Linked DNA regions of Homo sapiens: region 2 is linked to region 1. A link is a loop called in an ENCODE intact Hi-C map of the cell type or tissue named here. Cell type or tissue: heart left ventricle. All regions are shown on one strand. Each heading gives the region's core, and the rest is flanking DNA. Links, peaks and the distances in the headings are about the cores only. Region 1 overlaps TBC1D16 (TBC1 domain family member 16). Region 2 overlaps CCDC40 (coiled-coil domain 40 molecular ruler complex subunit).

What was found. Hi-C counts contacts between places; a loop is a spot of excess contacts. Peaks named below come from ENCODE experiments on the same cell type or tissue, not always from the same donor. Only the 100,000 strongest peaks of a DNase experiment are listed, where the experiment ranks them.
Region 2: a loop joins it to region 1, with 3.0 times the contacts of the local background. A loop is called at or near these places in 7 of 110 quality-filtered maps.

Annotation. Positions count from the first base shown.
Region 1 is chr17:80,001,554-80,010,892 of GRCh38, forward strand. TBC1D16 (TBC1 domain family member 16) reads right to left here. Exons shown (of 12, transcript NM_019020.4): 3 at 8,607-9,204. Among named protein-coding and RNA genes, the nearest start is that of TBC1D16, 30 kb to the right of the region's middle. RefSeq lists an enhancer at 466-1,326. In heart left ventricle, for the core only: CTCF peaks have their summits at 4,427 (motif pointing right) and 7,028 (motif pointing right); DNase peaks (open chromatin) are centred at 4,418, 4,972, 5,613 and 7,028.
Region 2 is chr17:80,059,405-80,068,743 of GRCh38, forward strand. It overlaps CCDC40 (coiled-coil domain 40 molecular ruler complex subunit), which reads left to right. Exons shown (of 20, transcript NM_017950.4): 10 at 6,081-6,202. LOC124904074 (a long non-coding RNA gene) reads right to left here. Exons shown (of 2, transcript XR_007065931.1): 2 at 1-81. Among named protein-coding and RNA genes, the nearest start is that of CCDC40, 27 kb to the left of the region's middle. RefSeq lists an enhancer at 6,488-7,312. In heart left ventricle, for the core only: no CTCF peak of the experiment used is centred there; a DNase peak (open chromatin) is centred at 4,974.

The DNA of each region.
Region 1 (9,339 bases), core at 712-8,711:
GGGCGCCCTGGTTGGCCCACGACCGGGATCAGGGGTTTGATCCTGAAATTTGGGAGGAATGGAGGATGCAGCCCTCCCAGCTCCTGGCCATCCCACCTCCGAGGTCTCTCTGGGACCCAGTTGTCCCTCCCCTGGGTGGCGGCAGCTCCTGGATATCTGTGCTGCACCTGCCCCTGGTCCCTGCTGCTGCTGGAGTGGCCCCTAAGACACGCACGGCCCACCCTCCCCACTCACCCCTTGCCCCCTTCCCTGCTGTCTCTTGCCCTGGACCCTCTCACATGCCCTTCCCTCCACCCCCCGCCTCCTGCTCCCTTCCTCATCCCCTGCTTTGTGTCCCCGTCTCCTGCTCCAGGCTCTGATTTGCTGGGCAGCTGCTGCGCCCCGGAACAAAGACGGGAAGGGCAAAGTGTGTCCTGATTCGTGTGCCACCGCTCACTTCTTCGCCCACCTCCAGGAGTTTCTAATCCTCCTCGGGCTTGCCTGGAGGGTTGGGCAGAAAAGGAACGGCAGGAAACGCAGAAGGGATCCGGAACGAGCAGAGCTTTGTGAGTCCAGGGCGACACCCCCAGGGCCTTCCGTGGGAGCTCCTGCAAGGATGCTTCCCAGCACTGGGTCCTGGCCCACCAAGCGCACTGGCTCTAGCTCATTCTCAGAGACTGGACTCTTCCCCGAGAGCCTCATTTCTGTCCTCTGTGCCGTGTAGGAGGACAGGGGCCATTACACCAACGATGAACGATAACGCCGTTAATAATTCAGCCGCTGCCGCTGATACTCGGTCGACAAGGAGCCTTTTCCTCCTAAAGGCAGAAAGCACTTAGATGCCGTTTATTACTGCCTCGCACGCCCTGCGGGGTGGGCTGGCACCTGCCAGGGAAGCCATGTGAGGTGGGGAGCGGCCGCCCCATGGGGTCTGCTGTCCAAGCACTGGCCAGCTCCAGGTGAACCCTTGTGCCATCGCCCCCATGACAGGGGCCACCCTGAGGGAGTAGAGGGGCCTTGTCTTATCATCTCGTCTTTCCCCCATTACTTTGGACAGAGAGTTTTTCGGGCCTGTCCTGCTGGGAGGGTCGCTACGTTTCTAGGGTCCACCTTCCATCCTCCCAGGAACATTCCGTCCAGACCTGTGCTGTCAGGCATGGAGGCCTCCCGCTGTGACCACCAAACTTCACATTCATTGAAGATAAAGAAAGACCAAAGTCCAGTTGCTTGGCCACATCTGCTGCATTTCTAGGGCGTGGTGGCCACACACAGTGGGGCACAGGCACAGGACCGCGTGCACTGCAGGACGCTCTGCTGACGGCGCTGGCCCAGGCACTGGGAGGACCCTGTGAGGAAGCACCCGGGAACGGTGGCGCACGTAGGGAACACCACGCGGCCTTGATAGGAGCTCTCCAGAGAGAAAGCTCAGGTCCCAGCAGGGGTCACGGAGAAGAAAGTCTCTTCCACCTGCAGGTGGGCTGGGGATTCAGCAGGAGAGAGGAGAACATTCCAGCTGCGGGCAGCAAGGTGGGAAGCGGCTATGCTTGGGGTGAAGTGCCCAGTGTGTGTGCAGGAAAGGGCAAGAGGAAAGTGGGAGGGCAGGGGGTCCCGGCAGCACCCCCAGGTGGGCAGCACATTGCTCCTGGCCCTTGCCCACCTGTGGCCGCGCCAACCCGCTTGGACTGAGTCTGACCTGGCAGGAACTGCATGACAGAAACCACAGTAACAAGTGGCCAAACTCTGAGGCCAGGCCACCCAGCCCATCCCAACACCCAAACACCATCTTGCCTAGGCTGGCCACCCCGGGAACGCATGCCGGGAATGACAAGAGGACCCAGGGAGAGAGAGAACGAAACACTCACTTCCCCAGGGGGAGGCCCCGCTGGCGGCACGGGACCCAAGGTGGCAGGCCGGCGGCACTGGTGTCACTGGAAGGACCTCAGTGACCAGCTCGCCCTGGAGGCCTCTTCACTAGTTAGCAGCGTGCAGCGCAGTGGGAGATGCTTAGCGTCCCCAAATGTGCAGGTTCTCCCCTTCTGTCTATTTTTATACATTGGTTTTCATTCTAAGCTTAATATAATCACAGAATAACATTTTTGAAAACAGAAAAGTAAAAAAAAAAAAAAAGTGCTCATAATCACACTAGGCTAACACGTGGGCACACCTTCCTCTCAACCTCTGCCATCCACTGCCGTGGCCACTGACCACAGGCGCTATCCACATTTATATTCATCAGGGCCGGGCACGCGGCTCATGCCTGTAATCCCAGCACTTTGGGAGGTCCAGGCAGGAGGGTCACTTGAGCCTAGGAGTTTGAGACCAGCCTAGGCAACAGAGCAAGAGTCTGTCTCTAAAAAATAAAATAAATGAACGGGGCATGGTGGTGCATGTCTGCAATCCCAGCTACTTGAGAGGCTGAGGTGGGAGGATCGCTCGAGCCCGGGAGGTGGAGGCTGCAGTGAGCTGTGATTGTGCTGCCGCCACCGTATGCCGGCCTGAGCAATACGGTGAGACTCTGTCTCTAAAAACGAAACTTAAAAACATTTTAAAATTAAAAACAATTTTATTAATCCGTATTATGTAAAATTAAAAATTCAGTTGCACTTGCGCCATTTCAAGGGTTCAAGAGCTGCATGAAGCCAGTGGCCGCAGTGCGGGACGGCGCAGACCTGGGTTCTGTCTGCCCTGGCAGAAGCTCTGCTGGGCAGCCCTGCCCTGAGAGCCTCATCTGCACCTCAGGCCTCTTCACAGAGTTTAACTGCAACGGGCAGAATCATAACCCGTTTCCTGCTTTGCGTCTGATTCACTCTAAATTTCCACACTGCAACACTGCATGGACCATTTGACAGTCCTTGTCAATACCACATCTTCTCCTATCTGGCAGCACCGAGCTTCTGAACGTTTTACAGGTCACAGACCTTCTGGGAAGTCAGATGGTGCCTCCTCCTCATATAAAAAAAAGTGGGGTAAGATCTCAGGGGTTCGTGAGCCCAGGTTTGAAAACTCCCTGATCCAACAGAGGGACCTTAGAGGGACCTTAGTCGGTCCACCTCCTCTGCCGTTGGATTCTTATGTTCTGCTCCTTTTTCCCCACTGTAAGGAATACCACGATGAACATCTTCATGCAGAAGCGTTTGTCTTTCTACTTTTATTTTCTTTTGAGACAAGGTCTAGCTCTGTCACCCAGGCTGGAGTGCAGGGGCACCATCTCGGCTCACTGCAACCTCTGCCTCCCAAGTTCAAGCGATTCTCGTGCCTGAGCTTCCCAAGTAGCTGGGATTACAGGCATGTGCCACCATGCTGAACTAATTTTTGTATTTTTAGTTGAGATGGGGTTTTACGGTGTTGACCACGCTGGCCTCCAACTGCCAACCTCAAGTGATCTGCCCACCTTAGCCTCCCAAAGCGCTGGAATTACAGGCTTAAGCCACGTGCCGGCCACTTTGGCCTTTCTATCTGTAATTTGGATTCTTTCTTAGGATGAGGTCCAGAGGAGACATTTTCACTTAGGGAGCAGAATCTGGTGTTTTTGTTGTTCTTGTTTTTGTTGTTGTTGTTTTTGTTTTTGACAAGGTCTCACTCTGTCACCCAGGCTTGAGTGCACTGGTGCGATCATGGCTCACTGCAGCCTCCACCTCCCAGGCTCAAGCAGTCCTCCTGCCTCAGCCTCCGGAGTAGCAGCTTGGATTAAAGGTGTGCACCACCACACCCAGCTAATTTTTTTTTCTTTTTGGTAGAGACGGGGTCTCGCTATGTTGCCCAGGCTTGTTTCAGTTCTTTATCCAGGTCACCAATGCACATCCCCGGGGCAGGGTCAGTGGACACGGTACCAGCCCCATGGCGCCCCGTTATTCCACACCCTCGCCCAACTGGCCTTTTAGGCTGGACGGTAGCTTCCAGCACAGAAACCAAGGGCAGGATGACCAGTCGCGCTTGGTGGTCACCCTCCCCAGCACACCCGAGAGCCTTGCTTTCTGACACTGAGGAGGGCACAGGACCAAGATAGCCCAGGGCTCACCCCCGGCTCGGGGAAGCTCAGGGTCTTGGGGTCTCAGGGCGGGGAGGCAGGACGACGCATTGGCGACAGCAGCTCTCCGTATCACCCCATCCCCCAAGTCAGCCTCGAATACTCACTTGGTCAAGGATTTCCAGGCCGTCGCTGGACTGGGGCCTGGGGCCTGGGGCTTCCAAAGGAGACCTCTGGGTTTAGTAGGTGGGCTCACCTTCCAGCATGCAGACCCCACCTGGCCATACTCTACAGGTAGCACACGAATGTGGGCAGCCCGGGGGATACTGCCATTTCTAACCCCTAAGCTCTTCTGTGAACTACTTGCCAAATAACCATATACCTGGGGGACCCTAGGCCCCCGGGGTGGGGTGGGGGAGTTGTCCCTCCTGGCCAATCTCAGCCAGACACGCAGCCTGCACATGCAGTTCTTCAGATCCACCACTAGAGGGGACCCTCGAGCCAGCCTACCTGCTCTGCCCTCCGGGGGGACTCAACTCCGGGTTAATTATTAATAGACGCCCCACCGCTCAGAGTGGCGATGGGTGCACCCGAGTCCTCACCAACACCCCTGCCTGGCGGGATGGCCAGTCATCTGGGGTCCTCGGCCCTGACACCCCTCCCCACCCCAGAGCACCAGGAGCGCTCTCGCTCTCTCTCGCTCTCTCGCTCTCTTTCTCTCTTTCTTTCTCTCTCTCTCTCTCTCTCTCAGCCCCTTCACAGCAGGGGTTCTCAACGCTACGTGCACTTCAGAAACCCCCAGGAAGTTCAAAACATTCCCATGCCTGGGCGCCACCCCAGCGATCCTAGTTTAATTGGTCTGGGTGCAGCCTGGGCATCAGGATTTTTAAAGCTGCCCAGGGCATTCTCATGGGCAGCCGGGCTGGGGACGCCTGCTCTACAGCGTCTAGGACAATTAACCACCTTAGCCAAGGATCTCCAGTCCCATCATACGAAGGCCCCGGGGGATGGGGATGGGGCAAGGAGCACCACCTCTGCTTCCTGGGTCTACCATGTGGTGGGGGCCAGAAGCGCACAGGAGCAAGGAAAGACCAGGGAAATGCAGATTCCAGGGCTCGCCCAGCCCCTTTCAGAATCCATGTCTGCTTTTCTTTTTCTTTCTTTCTTTTTTTTTTTCCAGACAGAGTATCTCTCTGTCACCCAGGCTGGAGTGCAGTGGCATGATCACAGCTCACTGCAGCCTTCACCTCCCAGGCTTAAGCCATCCTCCTGCCTCAGCCTCCTGAGTAGCTGGGACCATAGGCATGCACCACTATGCCCAGCTAATTTTTATGTATTTTTTATAGAGATGAGGTTTTGCCATTTTCCCCAGGCTGGTCTTGAACTCCTAGGCTCAAGCAATCCACCCACCTTGGCCTCCCAAAGTGCTGGGATTACAGGCGTGAGTCACAGTGCCCGGCCTCCATATCTACTTTTTAAAAATAAAAAGAAAGCTCTCAGCAGTCTGTCTTGGAGACAGGCTGTTTTCACTCCAGCCTTGCACTGAAGCACACGCTTCTGGCGGGGTGGGGAGAGTCCCATCCACATCCACCTCGTCCCAGCACAAAGCTGCAACTCGCCACGTTCAGCGAGCCTCCCCTGGACCGGGCTGACACAGGCCTGAGGTGCGAGCCACACCGAGCCCGCGGCCATGTGGCCAAGAGGCATTTTCTGAGCCTTCATCAGGAGCAGGGCCGGGCTGTGGTAAGCACCCCCCAGCACGGTCTCCGGGTGGGGACGAGTCCCAGGCCAGGCTCGCTGACCCCATACCCCAGGCTGGTGCTCAACCCTCACGCCGACTCTGCCCTACAAGGGGGTTCTTGGCCGCACTTCACACCCGTGAGGCATCTGCGTTTTGGATGTGGGAGGTAATGGCCACAAGATCACACATAACTCAGGATGATGCCAGGACTGGAAACAGATCTGTCGGACCCCAAAATTTACTCCTTCACCACCATCTGCCTCCCAGCAGCTGGGGACGGACAGGCGGACAGGGTGTCTCAGTGGGGACTCGAGTGTCAGAGCAGAGAAGGGGGCCATGGGGAGGGCCCTCCTCAGCCCAGGGTTCGGGGGAATAGAGAAGCCTCCCCCAAAAGCTGACATGAAGGTGCCTCGCCCCAGGAGCTGAGTCTCAAACATATAAGCTGGCCGGTTAGGAGAGAGGGGAAGGAGGAAGCCTAGGTAGAGGGGATCCCTAGCCAAAGGCATGAGGCAGAGAGAGCCCCACAAGATCTAGAGGCAGAGAGGACGACGAACTTGGAGGTGTGCACAGTGGGGGGTGGGGAGGCAGGCAGCATCGCTCAGCAGGGCCAGATGGTGATGGGCCTTGGACCCCGAGTGAAGGAGATGGTGCTTCATCCTGAAAATGATGGGCGGCCCCCGGTGGGTCCCAGGCAGAGGGACAGCCTGGCTTCCAGAGTGAGTGCACAGCACGCCTGTCCGCTGCCCACTGATGCCAATACATCCCCACCCTCAGTTGTGATAAAAAAAAAAAAAAAGTGTCTCCTGGCATTGCCATACACCCCCTGGGCACAGACTCGGCCCCGGGTGAGAATCACTGCTCTAGAAGAACCTGGAGGGACCTGGGCATCAGCGTCTAAAGGCTCCCCCAGGAACCCCCACATGCAGCCAGGTTGAAGAACCAGCAAGGCGAAGGGCGGGGAAAAGCGAACCGGGGTGCATTCTCACAATACCCCCAGAAAGTGGATATTACCAGCCTCATCTTACAAACAGGGAAACCGAGGCTCCAAGAAAAGAAAGAATTTCCCAGGTTCACACTAACCAGTGATGCCAGGACTCAACCGGCACTCAACTCCCTAACTCCTAAACTTGAGCTCCCTACGAGATGGGGCTGCGGGACAGAGAGCTGACCGGCCAGCTTCTGGTTGTGGTTCTGCCACAGAATCCTCAGCCCCAAGACCGTGGGCCAACCCCACCACCTCTCTGAGACACAACTGGGACCTTCCCCTCGCCTGGGCCCTGGGGATGCAGGGACACGGGGACGCCTGCAGGTTCTGCTGCACTGTTGGCCTGGCACCACCAGGGGGAGCTCCGACTGAGTCCGGCCTGCGGGACCCAGGCCAGGACCAGAGTTCGGGCCCCGCCTCCCCCACACCTCCTCGGGTTCCCTGGCGCCTGACGCCACCCAGCTCAGCAAGCCTCCTGGCACCTGGAGTCCTCAGTTACGGCTCACGGCTTCCTTTTATCTGCACTCTCCAATAACTGAGATGAATGTTATCGGTTCACCCTGGGGCTCTAATGGACTGCATCTTTACTGGAGGGATAAAATCAGGGAAGAACCCGTCCCACAGTCACCCCTGCTGAGGCCAGCAAAGCCTGTGTCCTTACTTCATGCCCCACCACTCCCCGGCTTAATCGGCCTGGGGTGACCTTTTATGCTGCAGCCCTGGGGCAGACCCAGCTGGGTTCACATCCCAGCTTGGCCCGGGCACTGGCTGGGAGACCCCTGGCAAGCTGCTGACCTTCTCCGAGCCGCCCTTTCCCCTTCGATAGCAGGGGATAATAGGAGGGCCCACCTCACGGGGCGTGGGGCTGTGGAAAGCACACACGTACCATCCATAGCCCACGGTGTCCAGCGCCCAGGCGAGACCCAGACCACCCACGTCCAGCATGCGCCCGGCTCACACCACGAGCTCAACAGTTAATGACCTGCTCGCTGACTGATGTCGGCTCTTACTGTTGTCTGTGGTCACCACCATTATTTGCCCAGAAATCTAATGAGCGTAAGGACCACAGCCGGGGCATAGGAAGGGGCTGTGGAAGTCGGATGCAGGCCCCCTGTGCTGGCTCTGGGGCTCCGGGCTTATGCGACCACACGGGCACTCACCCCAAGGCCATGAGGGCCCTCGTGGCACCATGCAACCCTCCCCACTCAGGAAGGTCTCTTTGGGTTCCAAGGCCCAGGGAACCCACCGCAGGGCACGGGCCCAACTCTAGCTCCTGCAAGTGTGGCCAGCAAGGAGTCCAGATACTCTGGCTGGACTCCCCAGGGTGCATAGCGGCTGCCAAGTCGGGTGAATATGGTCAACACTGCCCCGGGACTACATCCATCCTCCACAGCTATGAGAAAGAGGGAGGCTGAAGCCTCCGGGGACCACAGGGGGCCAGGTCACGTGCCCAGTGGGCTGCAGGGCAGAGCGGGGAGCTGGAGACCAGCACATCTGGGCTTGGGCCAGCCCTGTGCGTGAGCCTAATGATGCCACCCGGGCCTCTTGGGCACTCGCTTGGGGACTGAAAATCTCCTGCCCCTCCGGTGATGGGAACAGAAGGGACCAGGACTCCCGGGGGCTTAGCCTTGGTCATGGGCCCATCAGACCTGGTAGGGCCTGTTTAGTCCTAGTGAGTCTCAAGGAGAGAGAAGAATGTGGACACCCCGACGCACCCTTCACAGTCCTCTCAGTGGGGTGTAAAGTGGGGACTCCCTGCTGAAGCCCTTGCCTCAGGGAGGGGCTCCTGCCACAGCCACGGCCACAGCCGCGGGCAGGTCGGGCAGATGCCTCCAGCGCTCACCTGGCATCACAGGTGACGCAGGTGAGTGCTTCCTGCCCAGGTCAGGCCTTGGGGGCCTCCCGAGAGCCCACGCCCAGAACCAGGAACTCACCTGCTGTCACTTTCCAGAAACACGGAGCCGCGGCTCTCGGCCAGCGCCGCGCTGATGGGCGAGAGGCAGAAGGGCGAGGAGAAGGTGTCTGAGTCTGAGTCAAAGGAGCTGTCTCTGCTCACGCCCTCGGCTGACAGTTCCAAAGAGCCATCCTCCTCCCCGGCCTCGGGCCGCGGCTCCCGCCCCTCCTCGGTGACATCCTGCGGACTGACCGTCGACAAGATCCCGGAGGGGCTGCAAGCAGGCTGCGAGGCTGGCTGGGCACCATCCACCCCCAAGCCCTGCGCCAGCTTCTCCTCATCCTCTGGCGCAGGGCTGGCGAGCATGCGGTCTGGAACACTCTGGGCCACCACCAGGATGTCCTCATCTTTGGGGGTCAGGGTAGGCCGCAGCTCCGTCGGGGAGGGCTGGTGGGAGGCTCCTGAGCTCCGGGTGCGCCGGCCCCGAGGGCGGGGTGCCTTGCGAACGGGGGAGCTCTCGGGTGTGATGTAGCGCAGGGCCTCCTCGTCCTGCCTCTGGATGCGAGAGTTGGGGACCCATGCCAGGATGAGGGTGGCTCCCAGCATCTCATCCTTCTCCATGTACAAGCACAGGTAACCTGTGAGGAGCCAGGGGGATGGCACGTTAGAGGCCAGGAGGCTGTGGATGAGGCCCTTGTGGTACCTTTGGCGAGCTGCTCGGAGAGGCCACTGCCCTTTAGTAAAGTGCCAGTCCGGCCTCAGATACAGCCTGG
Region 2 (9,339 bases), core at 713-8,712, 58 kb after region 1:
AACGAAGGGGGTGAAAGCTGCTCCCTCTTGGCCCCAGATTCAGGTCTGTAGTGGTAGCACCAGAAACCAAAGTTACTGCAACTTAAAAAAAAAAAAAAAAAAACTATGAGTCACCATCTTCATTCACGGGTGCGGGAATGACACGGAGGAAACAATTAACTTTTTTTTTTTTTGAGACAGAGTCTCGCTCTGTCGCCCAGGCTGGAGTGCAGTGGCACAATCTCAGCTCACTGCAACCTCCGCCTCCCAGATTCAAGCAATTCTCCTGCCTCAGCCTCCAGAGTGGCTGGGACTACAGGCGCCCACCTCCATGCCCAGCTAATTTTTGTATTTTTAGTAAAAACAGGGTTTCACCATGTTGGCCAGGTTGGTCTCAAACTCCTGACCTCAGGTGATCCACCCACCTCGGCCTCCCAAAGTCCTGGGATTACAGTCATGAGCCACCGTGCCCAGCCAATGAAAAAGAAGGAAGAGGACTTGAAGGAACGGATGAGCACGCTGGGCTCCCAGGGTAAAGGGAGGGCCCGGGGCTGGGCGTTACTCAGCACTGGTCTCTCCAGCTACAAATGCAATTAAAGTAGAGCACGTCCCAATCAGAATCTCAGGAACAAACAATCCCTTAGTTAACAAAACAATTCTGGAGTTTTATCTGAAAAATAAATTAGGAAGGCTAGCCAAGAATGGTTTTGGAAGAGAAGATTCAAACGGGGCAAGCAGCCATCCCAGTCTGCTCAGGACTGAGGGGTCCCCAAGACAAGGGACTTTCCATGCTAAGCCCAGGGGGTCCTGGACACAGCAGGATGGCAGATCACCCTAGCATCGCCGCACCAAATATTAAAGTATACAGTAAAGCTCTGGCCAGGCAAGGTGGTGCACACCTGTAATCCCAGCACTTGGGGAGGCTGAGGCAAGAGGATGGCTTGAGCCCAGAAGTTCAAGACCAGACTGGGCAACATGGTGAGACCCTGTCTCCACAAAAAAATAATAATTAAAAAAAAATAAAACATTAGCCCACCATGGTGGTGTGCACCTGTGGTCCCAGCTACTCAGGAGGCTGAGGCAGGAGGATCACTTAAGCCCGGGAGGTCAAAAAAAAAAAAAGAACAACAACACTTTATTCTCAACGAATTGATTTTAAAGTTCACTTAGAAGACTAAATGCTCAAGAATACCCAAGAAAATTTTGAAAAGGAAGGATCATGAAAGATCCTTGAACTATGAAAGATCCAATGAAATATGATCATACCACTGCACTCCAGCCTGGGCTACGGAGCAAGACCCTGTCTAAAATAAAACAAAACCGTAAAGTTCTAGAGGCTAAAATAATGTGTCACAAGATAGACAGGCAAGACATTGAAGCCTATGAGAGAGCCCCAAAGCAAGCCAGAGTTTATATAAAAACCTAGTAGATTATAAATTACCAGAGAGCTAATGAATTATGCATCCAATGATGTCGGGACATTTGGTTAATCATTTGGGAAAAAATTAAATCTTTTCCTCATACCAGACACTAAAATAAATTCCAGATGGAATCAAGTATTTAAATGGGGGAAAATGTGCCAGACGAAAACAAATGAAAATATTTATATAATCCTGGGCTGGGGAGGCCTTTCAAAGTATAACACCAAAAGCAGGAACCTTAAAGGAAAAGACTAGGAGGGGCCGGGTAAGGTGGCTCACGCCTGTAATCCCAGCACTTTGGGAGGCCGAGGCCGCTGGATCACCTGAGGTCAGGAGTTCGAGACCAGCCTGGCCCGCATGGCAAAACCCCATCTCTACTGAAAATACAAAAATTAGCTGGGCGTGGTGGTACACGCCTGTAATGCCAGCTACTTGGGAGGCTGAGGCAGGAGAATCGCTTGAACCCAGGAGGCAGAAGTTGCAGTGAGCCGAGATCATGCCATTGCATTTCAGCCTGGGCGACAGAGCCAGAATCCATCTCAAAAAACAAAACAAAACAAAAGACTAGGAGGACAATCACACCCTCAATAAAACCTTTGTAGATTAAGGACGCCACAAACCAGATGAAGGCGGGGAGACAGGCAGGAGAAGACAACTCGCAGCCATTAGTAAATCCGGGGTTGTGAAGAGAGGCTGAAAGCCAAGGAGACTCGCCCTGTGTGCTTCCACACCCTGGAGGCAGGTGGGCTACTTGGTAGATGCTTCCTTTTGCACCTCCCGCCCTCCCCTCGATGCAACTTCCCCAGGGAAGGGGGCCGCCCGCACTTCCTTCATTTCTCATTTCCAGTACCCAGAACAGTGCGGGGGCAACAGCAGGGCCCCTGTTCATCGAGCGAAGTCACAAGTAACCAAAGGACAGGGAGTCCCCTACAGAGTTGGCAAAGATAAGGAGAGATGAGCCCTCCCTGCTGTCGGCCATGAAAATACAGATTGGCCTTTATCTTTATCAAGATCTTCATCCAGGGCGATATGATCATATGCAGCCACTCCCTCCCTAACCCTAACCCTAACCCCGCACCCTGTTAGTGCTTAGACTCCATTCCAAGGAACCTAGCAAAGACCTATGCAGATAACATTTTTGTATGTTAAAAATGATAAAGCCAGGCTTGGTGGGGTGCACCTGTAGTCCCAGCTACTCAGGAGGCTGAAGCAGGAGGAGCACTTGTGCCCAGGAAGTCAGGGCTGCAGTGAGCTATGATTGCACCACTGCACTCCAGCCTGGGTGACAGAGTGAAACCCCCGTCTCTAAAGAAATAAATACAGTGAATAGAGACTCATGGGGGAGATGACGCTCATCACCGTGTTGTGTCATCAGAAAGAAAGACCCCAAGAAGAGGACATTAGTGAAACCCATTTTCATACACCTGTGCATCAGAATACACTACACCAAAAAGAGCTCTACTGACATGGAAACCTGTCTCGATATTAATTTCTTATTTTAATTTTTTTTAAATTATACTTTAAGTTTTAGGGTACACGTGCACGATGTGCAGGTTTGTTACATATGTATACATGTGCCATGCTGGTGTGCTGCACCCATTAACTCGTCATTTAGCATTAGGTATATCTCCTAATGCTATCTCTCCCCCCTCCCCCCACCCCACAACAGGCCCCGTTGTGTGACGTTCCCCTTCCTGTGTCCATGTGTTCTCATTGTTCAATTCCCACCTATGAGTGAGAACATGCGGTGTTTGGGTTTTTGTCCTTGCAATAGTTTGCTGAGAATGATGGTAGAGACTAAGTCTCACTCTGTCCCCCAGGCTGGAGTGCACTGGGGCCCTCATGGCTCACTGTAGCCTCAAACTTCTGGGTCCAAGCAATCCTCCCACCTCAGCCTCTCAAGTAGGTAGGACTATAAGCACATGCCACCACACCGTGCTAATTTTTTTATTATGATTATTCTTTTTGTAGAGACGGTGTTTCTTTTTGTTGCCCAGACTGGTTGGGAACTCCTGGCCTCAAGTAATCCCCCCGCCTCAGCCTCCCAAAGTGCTGGGATTACGGGCATGAGCCACCGCACCTGGCACAATACATTAATTTTTAATATGGCGGGGCATGGTGGCTCACACCTGTAATCCCAGCACTTTGTGAGACCGAGGTCGGCAGATCACCTGAGGGTCAGGAGTTCGAGACCAGCCTGGCCAACATGGTGAAACCCCGTCTCTACTAAAAATTCAAAAATTAGCCAGGCGTGGTGGCGAGTGCCTATAATCGCAGCTGTTCGGGAGACTGAGACAGGAGAATTGCTTGAACTCAGGAGGCGGAAATTGCAGTGAGCCAAGATCGTGCCATTTTGCTCCAGCCTGGGTGACGAGAGTAAAAGTGTCTCAAAAAAAAAAATTAATAGGAGATTATGAAACAATATATAGAATTTGATTTCGCACACACACACAATCACAGGTGTAAGAAGTTAGAAATGGTTATCTCTAAGTGTTAGGGTTATTGAATTTTCATTTTCTTTTTGCTTATTTGCACATTCTATTTGCATAGGCTGAACACTTGCCTTTGTGAAAAACTGGGGTCTAAATGCACAGGTGACTGAGCCCGGCAGCCATCTTTCCATCCTTATGCCTTGACCTGCACCTCAGTCAACCAGGCTGTGGCCGGCAGCCTCAGGGGCACCATGGGGAGGCCTCGCACAGGCTCAGTTTAAGGTGCATCCTGGCTGAATTTGGGTCCCCACCTGCTGCCTGGGCCAGCTCCCACTGCCCAATGGCACAGAGCAGCCTCCTTAGTGAATAACTTACCCCCATACAAAACTGTGACCCAGCAGTCCCACGACTGGGCATTTATCCAAAGGAAAGGGAATCCGTGCATCCAATAGACACCTGCACCCCCATGGCCAGGCTGGTCTCGGACCCCTGACCTCAGGTGATCCGTCCGCCTTGACCTCCCAAAGTGCTGGGGTTACAGGCATGAGCCGCCGCACCTGGCCCAGTCAACAATAATTTATTGTACATTTTCAGATAGCTAGAAGAGAGGGTTTTGAATGTTCCCAACTCAAAGAAATAACAATTGCTGGAGGTGACTGATACGCTAATTACCTTGATTCAAGCAGTACACATTGTACATGTGTCGAAATATCACTCTGTACCCCAGAGATATACAGCTGTAACATGTCAGCTAAAATAAAAGGAAATACTACAGACAAAAGGGAAGTCAGTCCCGGGATGTACACAGTGTCCCTTCCTAGGCTGCCCAATAATCCTAAGTAAGCGTCTGTGAGAGGAAAAAAAAGTCCCCCTCATCGTGGTATACTTAATTCACACCATTTTAGGTTACGTCGTAATGAATAGATGGTTCAGAAACCCTCACAGCCAAGCATGGTGTCTCCAGGGCGATGGCCTCTCTCATGCCCGGCGCTGCCCTCGGCTCCCCCGTGATGTTCTAGCGCACTGTGGTTCAGTCACTGTCTACCAAGCTTGCCTGGGTGTCACGGCGTGCAGGCACTTCTGGGACTTGGCGTTCTACAGGACGCCCCAGTTGGCTGACTCGGGCCGCCAGCTTGCTCAAGTCACAGTGCTTGCATTGGGGATGACTCATCAAGAATCCCAAACACCACTCAAAACAAGACCGCGATCCAGGCCGTGCTGGGCATGCAGGCATCAACTCACTTGACCCGGCAGCCCCGGGGTCGCTCCTGTACCCATGGAGGTGCCGCTCCTGTACCCATGTCACAGCTGGGGACACTGAGGCACAGCGGGTGAGATTCAGCCCAGGCAGCCGTACCAGCCTTAACCTCTGTGCCCCAAGCATAAAGGAACTCCCCTTTCCCTTGGAGTAAATTCCTGAACCACCCCCCTAGTTTTCAAGCCCCTCCCCTGCATGGGCCAAGCCCTTACTGCAGGTGGCCCCTCACTGCCCCCCACGATGCCCCTAGACTTCCAGCCTCCGCTCAGCCTGCCTGACCTGCCCACCCCTGGCTGTCCAGTTGTGCCTCCTCATTCCCAGTCTAGGCAGCCCTGCTTCCCCCAGCTGGACGAGAGCATCCAGCCCTGGCCATTCTTGAGACAAACACCTCCTTCCATCATGGCCTCCCTACAGGAAGCGGTGCTGGGCCCGTCCTGTGGGACCTCAGTCCGAATCAATGACACCACCAACCCTGCAGAGGTGTTTCACGGATGCTGGCCAGGATCCCCTCCTCCTCTCCCTCCTCCTCTCCCTCTTCCTCTCCGTCTTCCCCCTCCCCCTCCTCCCTCTCCCCCTCCTCCCTCTTTCATCTCCTCCCCCTCCCTCTCCCCCTCCTCCCTCTTTCATCTCCTCCCCCTCCCTCTCCCCCTTCTCCCTCCTTCATCTTCCCCCTCCTCCCTCTCCTCCCCTCTCCCTCCTTCATCTTCCCCCTCCTCCCTCCCCCTTCCTCCCTCTCCTCCCTTCCCTCCTCCTCCTCATTCCCAAGCACTGAGCACCGCAGGCCCTGAGCAAAGGCTCAAAGCGGGTACGGGTTATCTTGAAAGCTACATTCAGGCTCGTGTTTACCCCTCTGCAGATGCATGATCAAGGAAAGTACCGGTGATAGAAGGAAAAGAGGAAGATTTGGGAATGTGAGGCTCTGGTGTTCTTGGGCTTTGCTCGCAAATGAAATGAGACAGCCATTCCTGCCCCCTCCCCTGTTGGCTGCAGGCCTGCACCGAGATCGACGCCATCAGCGTGGAGAAGAGGCGCATCATGCAGCAATGGGCCAGCAGCCTGGTGGGCATGAAGCACCGCGACGAGGCGCACAGGGCGGTGCTGGAGGCGCTCAGGTACTGCAGGGCCACAGGCAGCGAGGATGTGCGGGAACCCCAGGGGTCCGTGGCAGGCCCGCCCCACACCCCCTCTCTCTGGGTCCACCGGATCTCTGGGACAGAGGGTGCACCTTGATCCCCGGGTCCGGGCTTCCGTCCGGAAAGCTCCCTCATTGTTTGGTAAGATTTCAGCGATTCTTAAATCCTTTCCAACACTGCGGCGCTGGGAGGGGAGAGGCTTTTCTGCTCAGATTTCCTGGCAGGATTAAGTAGAAACAGAGCAGGGTAAAGAGAAAGCTATCTTTGGGAGGTAAAGGTGTCCCTTTGATTTGCAGTATCACCACCTGAGTGCGGAAACCCCATCCCTTCTCGATTGTTCTGCCTGAGGGCTGCATTCCAACCGAAATCCTATTTTAATCTCCAAAGGAAGGGGAGGAAGAGGCCTCCTCTGGGCATCCCCTCACTTCTGGGGATGGATGCGTGGCTCAGGGCAGGGCGTTGGAGACACAGGTGCTGCCTTCATTCCTAAAACCACCCAGGGTGACCAGGTCTCGGGACGCGGAAAGAAAAAGCCGGGCACTGTGGTGGCACGTGTCTCACCCGCTGAGCTTTAACTTCCCCTCCACCTTTCGTAGTCTCCACCCCTTGTGCCCAGCACAGAGCCTGGCATACAGCAAGCGCTCAAGAAAGGCTGGACCAAGGAATGAGGGTCTGGCTGGCCCCACAGCACCCGCAGCCAGGCAGCCAGCAGCAGTCACACAACCAGGAGATGCTTTTCCTTTTGGGTGCTGTGATTAAAGAAACAAAATGAAACCATTTTGTTTTTAAAAGTTTTTAGACCAAAACATTTTCAAATGAATAATATTGGATTAACCATACTCATTTCTGGCCAGGCGCAGTGGCTCGCACCTGTAATCCCAACATTTTGGGAGGCTGAGACGGGTGGGTCACGAGGCCAGGAGTTCAAGACCAGCCTGGCCAAGATGGTGAAACCCCGTCTCTACTAAAAATACAAAAATTAGCCAGGCATGGTGTGGGCGCCTGTAATCCCCGCTACTCGGGAGGGTGAGACAGAGAACTGCTTGAATTGCGGAGGTTGTAGTGAGCCGAGATCACGCCACTGCACTCTAGCCTGGGAGACAGAGCAAGACTCTGTCTCAAAAAAAATAAAAATAATAATAATACTCATTTCCTTCACTCCCTTGAGTCAACAACATAAAGCCAAAGGGAACACTGTGGTTTGATACAGGCGATGTTTGGCTGAAGCTTCGTTTCCCCTGTAAAGATGCAGGTCGAGGAACCAGAGCCAGCTGTGGCCGGGCAAGGGCTCCTCTCCCTGTGTCACCAGGGTTGCCTGAACACCAGGACGAGAGGACTTGGCCATCTGCCCACTTGGGTGTCTTTTTCCTCCTGCCCCAATGCTAGGACTTGATACCTGACTGTTTAATTACACGGCTCAGCTGCCACGGGCCTTAAGAAAAGTCAAGGCCAGGTTCTCTCTGAGGGTCCAGCACCTGGCCTGGCTCTCCGAGGCTCATGGCCTGTGAACCCTGCAGCGTCCCCAAGGGAAGACGTCACCTCCGAGATGGTCCTGTTGTCCAGCTCTCCCCTGCATCCCAGACTAACCAGTGTCCTCTCTGCAAACCGTCCTCATTGCCCTCAGAGACATGGCTTCCTTTTGGTTGCAAACATTGTAAAAATCGTATTCGATCAGGTCTCCTCCTCCTCGGCCCGCAGTCACTAGAACCCCCTCCCAAGACAAGCAAAGGCACCTGGTTTTCTGGGATCCCCTGCCTAACTTGTGTGCAATTGCAAGAAAGCATATGCGTTCACCCGGAGTCTTCCTTCCCTCTCTTGCTCCGTGGGAGCACACCACACTCACTGTTCTGCACCTCTTTGCTTTTTCCATTTAACAGCGTGTCCCTAGAGCGCTTCCCAAGTCAAAATATAAACACCGCTCGTTCCCGCCTTTCTACCACATGGCATTCCGCTGGGATACTTCTACGGGGAAGCTTCCTGCCCGGGGCATCGAGGGCGTTCGCGTCCGTCTGTTATGGCGGTGCTGCTGTAGATAACCGGATCCGCGAATGCTAACGCTCACCAGGATGCTATATAGCCTTTTTTATATTGCCTATCAAGCCCGGAATGTCTGGGTCTAGCGGGTATTGCTAAGTAGGATTGTGACAGTCACGCCCCCGGCAGCGGTGTTTCAAAGTCCCCTGACAGCTCAGCATGTTGTCACACTTCAGGACTGTGCCAATCCGATTGATGAAGAAAATAGATAATCTTGTTTTATAAAACGTGCATGCGCAGAATGTTGAGTGAATATTTTAGTGGACTATGTACACGCACAAACACTTCACAACGAGTGAGAGAGCCTCTGACTTCACCTGCAGCTTGCCACACCAAGGCCCCGGGGAGGAGTGAGGCCCAACTTTTATTTATTATATTTTTGTGGTTCTTGCAATGGAGTCTCGCTCTGTCCCCCAGGCTGGAGTGCAGTGGCACCATCTCTGCTCACTGCGACCTCCGCCTCCTGGGTTCAAGCGATTCTCCTGCCTCAGCCTCCCAAGTAGCTGGGATTACAGGCGTGCACCACCACGCCTGGCTAATTTTTGTATTTTTAGTAGAGACGGGGTTTCACCATGTGGGCCAGGCTGATCTTGAACCCCTACCTCAGGTGATCCACCCGTCTTGGCCTCCCAAAGTGCTGGGATTACAGGCGGGAGCCACTGCGCCCGGCCAGTCTTTTAAAAGTGCAGGCCGTGTAGAACATTGTGAGAAGTATAAACTGTAATTACAGAGATTTGCTGTTTGCACCCAGATAGATTTGAAGAAGCAACTTGGAGACAGGTTTAATAGATCAGGGCCATTATTACAGAAATAAATTATTGCATAGCTTAGGACTTCCAAGCTAGGAGTGCAGTGACTGAACTATACCTCAAATATTGACCTTGAGATGTTCAGATTTGTAGAGCATCTTAGAAAATGGTGACATTCCTGGCTGATGGTCAGGATGGTGCATACCAGGCCGGTACCCTGGTGGCTGTCTGGGCATTTCTGGAGCCTTCACCCTGCGAGATCCCCATGGGGCAGGACCCCCTGGCCCAGAAGCTTGGTTTTGCCATCACACCGAGAAGGCACACTTGTCCTGG